2 separate regions of the Homo sapiens genome follow, and region 2 is linked to region 1. Evidence: read pairs that join two places in POLR2A ChIA-PET (ENCODE). Cell type or tissue: A673. All regions are shown on one strand. Region 1 has its middle 8.6 kb from the start of SALL2. Region 2 has its middle 5.7 kb from the start of RNASE2.

Region 1 (5,000 bases):
TGTACTTAATGCCACTGAATTGTACACTTAAAAATGGTTAAAATGGTAAATTTTATTACACATATTTTACAATAAAAAAATTTTAGCCAGGTGTGGTGGCATGCACCTGTAATCCCAGCTGTTCAGGAGGCTGAGGCAGGAGAATCTCTTGAACCCTGGAGGTGGAGGTTTCAGTGAGCCGAGACGTGCCACTGCACTCCAGCCTGGGCAACAGAGTAGGACTTGGTCTCAAAAAAAGAAAAAAATTTTTTTTGTAATAATAAGGGAGTTGGGGCTGGGCGTGGTGGCTCACGCCTGTAATCCCAGCACTTTGGGAGGCCAAAGTGGGCGGATCATGAAGTCAGGAGATCGAGACCATCCTGGCTAACACAGTGAAACCCTGTCTCTACTGAAAATATAAAAAATTAGCCAGGTGTGGTGGCGGGCGCCTGTAGTCCCAGCTACTTGGGAGGCTGAGGCAGGAGAATGGTGTGAACCCGGGAGGCGGAGCTCGCAGTGAGCCAAGATCGCGCCACTGCACCCCAGCCTGGGCGACAGAGCGAGACTCCGTCTCAAAATAATAAAAATAAATAAATAAATAAATAAAATAATAATAATAACGGAGTTGGGAGGAAAAAGAGGAAATGCAAAAAGGGCCTAGCACAGTACCTGAATGCTCCACAAATATTAGCCATGGGTGTTAGTTATTATTTGAATGTCAAAAGCTGAATGAAGCCCTGGGGTAAGAAAGGTCACATGTGCCCAAGGTCACATAGCTTCAAGGTCCACACTAGATTGAAAACCAAGTTTTCTGTTTTCTTATCTAGTACTCTGTAACACCAGGACTGAGATACTCTCTATTCCAAAATGTGTTTTTTCTGATCTGGGAATACCTAGGTTGAGTGGCCCAGGGATCAATAACCTGAGAGATGAGGCTCTTTACTTCCAAATGTAAACAGAGCCCCCAAAACTCTACCTTTGCCTTCTTTCCTCTCTTGCTGTTCTTGCTATCTGCCAACTTCCATCTAAAGTACTCCCCTCTCTCCCTCTAGATCTGTTTGGCTGCTGTCCTGGTTTCTTCTTCTCACTAAATATCTGGGTTTCTGATTGTTTCCTTTATTTCCCAGATGTACTGGTTTGCATTTTTCCCCCAGTCACATCCTTTGTGTTCTCTAATCCAGATTTCTAGACTCTGTAGGGGAGAGAGAAGGTTTTTTTTTTTCCTCTCTAGAGTTTTTAAGTGAATAGAGTATTTCCTGCCCATCACTTATATGCAATAACTGTTCTGTTAGGTTTTGATGCTCTGGTTAGGGAAGCTGAGCAAAAACGGCTGGAAAACAGATTTTTCAGACTGTTTCTTGGTGATGTCTTAGGTCACTGCAGAATTTTGGCTTTTAAAATATGTAACAAAGGCTCAGCATTTGCATGTTGTATATGGCACATATTGCTTACAAGAAGGCAAAAGACTCCTGGAAACATTACTGGCACCCTAGACTACTGACTAAATGTCTTCTGATACTCATGATGATATCCATAATTTCACAGGTACACCAAAGGATACATGTGCCCCTAAATAAGAGCCCTTCCTCCCTAACTGTGGAGCATGCTCTGGGGTAGAAGGAAGTCAGATGCCTGAAGATCACATAAGTGAATAGAAACCCTGTCTATAAAAAATTAGGGAAAAGGAGAGCTCTCATTCTGTTTTGCAGAATGGATGCTGCCCCATTCATGATTAAGAAAATTTATTAATTTAAAAGAAAACCAGAAAATGTGAAATTTATATATTATAAGCTTATAAGATCCAGGAGGAATTTTAGATACGATCAAATAGAGCCACCTCATTTTGCAGATGAGGCCCAATGACATCCAGATCATAAGTAGCCTAGGATCTTTCACTCCAGGGGAATTCTGATGAGAAAATCCTTAGGCTTTCTTACGGTAGATCTTAACAGAGGGTGCTACTGCTTCCTTGCTCCTTACATTTGTTCCTGCCTTTCATAGCTCAAAGGCAAATTTTCATCAAAAATTTGTTGATGCCATTGGGTTTAAACCTTTACTGTTTCTATGGGGATGGCTTTGTAGCAGCATTACCATGCCCCCAGGTGGAAGCTATATCTTAAAGGGCTTGAAAATCCATTCAAGACAGCCGCTAAAGATAGCTTTTGACTCCCTCACAGAAGATTTTTCCTCAGCTATGATATGGGGAATGGGTGAGCAGATGGAGGAAGTAGGAAGAAGAGGAGAGAATGCTTCTTGGGGGTTTGGAGGGGTGTTCAGCATAGTTCCACAATCAAACCAGCAGGAGAGCAGAACTGTGAGGCAACTCTGGGGAGGAGTTGAGGCTCTAGGGGAAGTCTCCTGTAGAGCACAAGCAGGAAACATCCGGCCTATAGCAGCATTAAGAAGGGCTAATGTGTCTCAGGAGGGAAGGATGCCATCACCATAGAACCTCTAAATATGGGCACAGTAGGATCCCAGAAAAGCAGTGTTTCGGGGAGGATGCGTTCTGCCCAAAACATGTCTGTTAAGGTTATTTTGTAGCACATGGAGCGCTGATTTGACCTCAAGTTTTTGTTTTTTAACAGGTGGAAAGGCAAGTTTAATCTACAATTTTAGTCGCCACCAATACACTCTCTTAGAGCTTTTCATGACACGTCTCATAAAGAAATGCTGATGGCCGGGAGCGGTGGCTCACGCCTGTAATCCCAGCACTTTGGGAGGCCAAGGCGGGCAGATTACGAGATCAGGAGATCCAGAGCATCCTGGCTAACACGGTGAAACCCCGTCTCTACTAAAAATACAAAAAATTAGCCCGGCGTGGTGGCAGGCGCCTATAGTTCCAGCTACTCGGGAGGCTGAGGCAGGAGAATGGCGTGAACCTGGGAGGTGGAGCGGGCAGTGAGCCAAGATTGCACCACTGCACTCCAACCTGGGCGACAGAGCGAGACTCTCTCTCAAAAAAAAAAAAAGAAAAAAAGAAAAAGAAAAGAAAAGAAAAAAAAAGAAATGCTGACGTTTGCCAAGAGGTTCCTGAGTTTTGGTCATACTACAGCACTTGCAGGCAGTGTCACTGCATTCACATATAATGATAATAACGATATTCACACATATTAAGCACTTATTTATGCTAGGTATTTTTCCAAGGGATTTACACATATTAACTCATTTAGATTTTCACAACAACCTAATGAGGTAGCTAGTATACACATCTTTATTTCACAGATGAGGAAACTGAAGCATAGAGAGGCAAAATAAACCAGCCAAGGTCACATAGCTAACCAAGTGGTGGAGCTGGGATTTGTCTAAAAGTCTGGTTTCAGAACCCTTGTGCTTAATCCTATACTATACTGTTGGGTGTATCAACTGTATGCTAAACAGTTGCCTGTCTGGAGCCAGGACTTCCAGACTTTCAGTCTGCACATATGGAGCCATACCACTGACAAGTATGTCCAAAACTTCTTTGATCCTAAGAATTACCTGGACAATTGCAAAATATATAGATTCCCACACCCTGGCTCAGATGTACTCACAATCAGGCAAGTTTTTAAAACCCAGGTTTAGTGGGTTTAGTGAGCACTACCAGCCAGCCCTGAGCATTAGGAAATTGAAGTTTTTGTCCTGATTTTGCTTCTGTCTCTCAGACTCTGAGCAATTTCACTCTTCAATTCCCTGCTTGCTCTACTGTCTGCCTGTCACTTAACGGAATGTTACAAGAATACATACAATTTTTCCCCCTCATAAGGGACACCTGTTGCTTCAAAAACACGGTATCCTCATAAAATGATATGCATGTAGTAACAGGTGTATTTTCTTGCACTTCTTTTGTTTTGTTTTGTTTTTTGCTTTGCTTTCCTTGAAGCACAAACCTAAGCCCCTCATCCAGACCTAGCCTTCAGCTGTCCTCCAGGTGACACGCATACACACCCCAAACCAGGCTGCATTCTGACCGACCTTAGCTCTCTCCCTCTGGGAGCTCTGATCGGCTCTCAGTTCAGCCCAACAATGAGAAACTTTTTTCTCGTCTCCCTCAGGGGAGCCTTCACGTTTATCCAATTCATTCTCTTGCAACCCAACTCTCCAGAAAGAAAAGGGGGGAAAATCCCACCCCGAAGAGACGGTCTTCAGGTCTGAGGACGTTACTTAGCAACGGCACAAAGACCAGTGAGCAAAGGGAGACCTGAGGAGAAAACTCTTGGGTGGGGAGACAGAGCCAGTTTGAAAACTCCATTTCATCCAGAGAAAAACAAGGAAAACACAAACAGAATCAATCCCAAGTAACAAGCGGGGCTTCTCCCCAGCGCAGGTCATCTCTTACTCCCTGCATCTCAACTCCTTCAAACCCCCAGTGACCAAGTCCGCCCCCGCCTGGTTTCGCCCATGGCCCGAGTGCCCTCCCCTTGCCCTGGCCTGACCCACACAGGCTTGGACTTAGGGGCCCCCACCCCTCCCCAGGCACCCACCGTTCTCAGACGCGCTGGGACCTTCGCAGTCCGAGATTAACTGTTGGGGTTTCCGCTGCTTTCGCCGAGACATTCCCGGGTAGAGAGTTGGGAGAGGGAGGGGCAACGCTCACTTGGTCTTAACCGGGGTGACCTGGTCTCGTCTCCCCCTTGGGTCCGAAGCCAATTGATGCCTCTCCCCCAGCGCAAATCACTGTGAAGCAGAGATGTTCTTCTTTCCCAGAGACACAGACTCTCTCTCTCTCTCTGATTCTCTGTTCTTGACTCTCTCTCTTTCTCTCTCAATCTTTGCAAGTCTTTAAAGGGGAGACGCCCCCTTTTTTTCTTCAGCTTCTTCCCTACGCTTCTGCAGCTCCCATTGTAAAAGCAAAAATCCTAATCTTTCCGCACACTCTTTTCTTTTGTACTGCAGAGGAAAGGATTTAACCCTCTCCTCCCTGCAAGGGCCCTGGGCCTCTCCCTGTGCTGTCTGTTCAGAAACTGTCCCTGGCTTGTTTTTCTAACTCTTCTTCCAAGATCTTCACTGTGCTTTTTGGTTCTGTCATATTTCTATGCCCCTCT
Region 2 (5,000 bases), 570 kb before region 1:
TGAGGCCACCACTCCCCCATCTCCCAACAGCCGCCACATGGAGCTGAGACAGAATCTGAGAGCGTGGGGGAGGGACAGTGCAGCAATTGTGGAAATCTGCATTGAACTCAGTGCTGCCCTGTCACAGCCCACCCACAGAAGGAGCATTTAGACCACCTTAGCAAAAGGGGAATCGCCTATCCCAGCGGTCAGACACTGAGTTTGGGAAAGCCTTGCCACAGTAGGCTAAAGTGCTCTGGGGTCCTAAATATATTTGAAACTCAATCTAGGCCACAAGAACTACAACTACAAGGCAAGTCCCAGTGCTGTGCTGGGCTCAGAGCCAGTGGACCTAGACACCACTAGTGTGACACTTGTCAGGGCAGCTAAGGGAGTGCTTGCACAACTGCTCCCCCAACCCCAGGCAGCACAGCTCACAGCAATGAAAGTGACTCCTTCCTTCTGCTTGAGGAAAGGAGAGGAAAGAGTAACTAGGACTTTGTCTTACATCATAAAGATCAGCTCAGCCACAGTAGGATACAGCACCAGTCAGAGTCATGAAGCTGCCATTCCAGGCACTAGACACACCCTGCACCAGAAGAAAACCCACTGCCTAGAAGGAAAGGACCCAGTCCTGCCAGGATTCATCACCTGCTGACTGAAGAACCCTCAGGCCCTAAATAACCAGCAGCAATACCCAGTAGTACACTCCATGGGCCTTGGGTGAGACTCTGAGATATGCTGACTTCAGATGAGACCCACCATATTCACAGCTGGGGCAGTCATGAAGGGACAATTCTTCCGCTCGAGAAAAGCAGAGGGAAAAGTAAAGGGGACTCTGTCTTGCAGCTTAGGTAGCAGCTCAGCTACAGCAGGGTAGAGCACGAAGCAGGCTCTTGGAGTCCCCAATTCCAGATCTTGGCTCGTGGTTGGCATTTCTGGACCTGCCGTGGGTCAGAGGGGAACCCACTGTCCTGAAGCGTGAGTCCCAGGCCAGGCAGCATTCACCACAAGCTGACTGCAGAGCTCTGGGGCCTTAAGGGAACATTGGCGGTAGCCTGGCAATACTCCCCTTGAGCCTGTGGTGGAGGTAGCCACAGGGAGAGGCTCCTCTGCCCGTGGAAAGGTAAGGGAAGAGTGAAAGGACTCCATCTCATGGCTTGAGTGCAAGCTCAGCCACAGTACAACAGAACAGCACGTAAACTTCTCAGGTTTTTTACTTTGGTCCCTGGCTCTCAGATAGTACCTCTGGACATGCCTAGGCCTAGAGGAACTCATCATCCTGAAGGGAAGGACACAAGCCCGACGGGTATTGTCACCTGCTAATTGTAGACCTCTAGGGCCTTCAGTGACCATAGGCAATAGCCAGGTAGTAGTTACAGAGGGCCTTGGGTGAGCCAGAGCTATGCTGGATTCAGGTCTGACCCAGCACAGTCCCAGTGGTGGTGACCACAGGGGTGTTTGTGTCACCCCACCACCAGCTCCAGGCAGCTCAACACACAGAGAGAAACATCATTTGTTTGAGAGAAACATCATTTGTTTGAGCGAAAGTAAGGAAAGAAAACAAGAGTCTCTGCTTTGTAATGCAGAGAATTCTGAAAAAATTCTGGAGTTTAAAATGCAATCGACACACTGAAGAATTTCATGAGAATATCTTAATAGTAGAATTGATCAAGCAGAAGAAAAACTTCGTGAGCTTGAAGATAGATGAGTTGAAAAATACATTATCAAAGGACACAAAAGAAAAAATAATGAAGCACAGCTACAAGATCTGGAACATAGCCTTCAAAAGGGCAAATTTAAGAATTATTTATCTTAAAGAGGCAGTAGAGAAAGAGATGGGGTAGAAAGTTTATTCAAAGGGAAAATAACAGTGAACTTCCCAAAGGTACCAATATTTGAGAAAGATACCAGTGTTTGAGTGCAAAAAGATTAGAGAACACCAAGCAGATTTAACCCAAAGAAGACTACATCAATGCATTTAATAATCAAATTCAAGAAGTCAAGGATAAAGAAAAGATCCTAAAAGCAGCAAGAGAAAAGAAACAAATAATACACAATGGAGCTCCAATATGTCTGGTGGCAGACTTTTCAGCGGAAGCCCTACAGGCCAGGAGAGAGTAGCATGACATATTTAAAGTGCTGAGAAAAAAAAATTACCCTAGAATAAAATATCCAGTGAAAATATCCTTCAAACATGAAGGAAAAGTAAAGGCTTTCCCAGACAAACAAAAGCTGAGAAATTTTATCAACATTAAACCTTTCCTATAAGAAATGATAAAGGGAATACTTCAATCAGAAAGAAAAAGACATTAATGAGCAATAAATAATCACCTGAAAGTATAAAACTCACTGGTAACAGCAAGTACATAGAAAACACAGACTATTATAACACTGTAATTGTGATGTATAAATCACTATTATCTTAAGTGGAAAGAAAAACACGAACTGATCAAAAGTAACTACAACAACTTTTCAAGACATAGTACAATAAGACATAAATAGAAAAACAAAATGGTAAAAAGTGAGGGAATGAAGTATAGGGCTTTTTTTTTTTTTTTTTTTTTTTCTGAGACGGAGTCTCGCTCTGTCCTCCAGGCTGGAGTGCAGTGGCGCGATCTCGGCTCACTGCAAGCTCCGCCTCCCGGGTTCGCGCCATTCTCCTGGCTCAGCCTCCCGAGTAGCTGGGACTACAGGCGCCCTCTACCGCGCCCGACTAATTTTTTTGTATTTTCAGTAGAGACACGGTTTCACCGTGTTAACCAGGATGGTTTCCATCTCCTGACCTCGTGATCCGCCCGCCTCGGCCTCACAGAAGTATAGGGTTTTTATTAATTTTCTTTTTGCTTGTTTATCCATCTGTTTGTTTAAGCAATCAGTGCTAAATTGTCATCAGTTTAAAATAATGGGTTATAAGATATTGTTTGGGGGCCTCATAATAACTTCAAATCAAAAAACATAAAACAGATACTAAAAAATTAAAAGCAAGAAATTAAATCATACACCAGAGAAACTCAATTTCACGAAAAGAAAGACAGGAATCAAAGAAAGAAGGAGAAGACAACAAAACAACCATAAAACAAATAACAAAATGGGAGGAGTTAGTCCTTACCTATTAATAGCAACATTGAATGCTAATGGACTATCCTCTCCAATCAAAAGATATAGAATGGCTGAATGGTTTAAAAAAAAAGACTCAATGATCTATTGCCTACAAGAAACACACTTCACCTATAAAGACACACAGAGACTGAAAATAAAGTGATGGAAAAAGATATTCCATGCCAATGGAAACCAAAAAAGAGCAGGAGTAGTTATATCAGACAAAATAGATTTCAAGACAAAACCTATTAGAATAGACAAAGAAGGTCATTATATAATGATAAAGGAGTCATTCAGCAAGACGATATAACAATTGCAAATATATATGCATCCAACTCTGGAACACCCAGATATATAAAGCAAATATTATTAGAGCTAAAAAGGGAGATTGGCCCCAAATACTGGATAGCTGCAACACCCCAATTTCACCATTGGACAGATCTTCCAGACAGAAAATCAACAAAGAAACATTGGGCTAAATCTTCACTATAGACCAACTGAACCTAGTAGATATTTATAGAACATTTCATTCAATGGCTGCAGAATACACATTCTTCTCAGCCACATGGATCATTGTCAAGGATAGACCATATGTTAGGTCACAAACAAAATCTTAAAACTTTCGAAAGCATTCAAATAATAACAAACATCTTCTCTGACCACAATGGAATAAAACTGGAAATCAATAACAAGAGGAGTTTTAGAAACTATACAACTATACAAACACATGGAAATTAAACAATATGCTCCTGAGGCTGAGGCTGCAGTGAACTATGATCACGCCACTGCACTCCAGCCTGGGTAACAGAGTGAGACTCTGTCTCCCCAAAAAATAAACTAATAATAAAATAAATAAACAAATAATGGGCAAGATATCTGAATAGACATTTCTCAAAATAAGACATATAAGTGGCAAACAGCCATATGGAAAGGTGCTCAACATCACTGATCATCAGAGAAACACAAACCAATACTACAATGAGATATCATCTCACCTCAGTGAAAACAGCTTTTATCCAAAAGACATGCAAAAAAGAATGCTGGCCAGGATGTGGAGAAAAGGGAACTCTCGTACACTGTTGGTAGAAATGTAAATTAGTACAACCACTATGGAGAACAGTTTGGAAGTCCCCGAAAAAACTAAAAATAGAGCTACCACAAAATCCAGCAATCCGACTGCTAGGTATATACCCAAAAGAAAGAAAATCAGTAGATCACACTATTCAGCCACAAAAAAAGAATGAGATCCTGTCATTTGCAACAACATGGATAGAACGGGAGGCCATTATGTTAAGTGAAATAAGTCAGGCACAGGAAGACAAACTTTGCATGTTCTTACTTCTTTGTGGGAGCTAAAAACAAAAACAACTGAATTCATGGAGATAGAGTAGAAGAATGGTTACCGGAGGCCGGGAAGGGTAGTGGGGTGATGCGGAGGAAGCGAGGATGGTTAATGGGTACAAAAAAAATAGAAAAAAAGAATAAGACCTAGTATTTGTTAGCGCAACAGAGTGAGTATAGTCAATAATAATTTTATTGTACATTTAAAAATAAGAGTATAATTGGATTGTTTGTAACACAAAGGATAAATGCTTGAGGGGATGAGTACCCCATTTAACCTGATATGATTATTACACATTGCATGCCTGTATCAAAATATCTAATGTACTCCATAAGCACATATTCTTACTAGGTACACACAAAACTTAAAATTTTTTTTAAAAAGAATCAAAGGAACTGGTTTGAACAGTCAAAAGACAGTTGTTGCCGGCTTCTGTAGTCTAAGCCACTGAGGAGGCAGAGGCAGGATGATCACTTGAGCCCAGGAGATGTGGGCTATAAGTGCGCTTAAGCCGATGGGGGTGTTCATATTAAGTTAAGCATCAATATGGTGACCTCCTAGCAGGAAGGGACAACCA

What was found. Peaks named below come from ENCODE experiments on the same cell type or tissue, not always from the same donor. Only the 100,000 strongest peaks of a DNase experiment are listed, where the experiment ranks them.
Region 2: POLR2A ChIA-PET joins it to region 1 with 5 read pairs; 1 of 35 experiments calls an interaction of 5 or more read pairs at or near these places.

The regions. Positions count from the first base shown.
Region 1 is chr14:21,532,410-21,537,409 of GRCh38, forward strand. It overlaps a transcript of SALL2 not described here. Among named protein-coding and RNA genes, the nearest start is that of SALL2, 8.6 kb to the left of the region's middle. RefSeq lists an enhancer at 1,621-2,486. In A673, no CTCF peak of the experiment used is centred here; DNase peaks (open chromatin) are centred at 1,122, 2,332, 3,302 and 4,772; H3K4me3 peaks cover 3,677 bases; H3K27ac peaks cover 4,954 bases.
Region 2 is chr14:20,958,732-20,963,731 of GRCh38, forward strand. It overlaps the pseudogene RN7SL189P. Among named protein-coding and RNA genes, the nearest start is that of RNASE2, 5.7 kb to the left of the region's middle. In A673, a CTCF peak has its summit at 2,695; no DNase peak of the experiment used is centred here; H3K4me3 peaks cover 354 bases.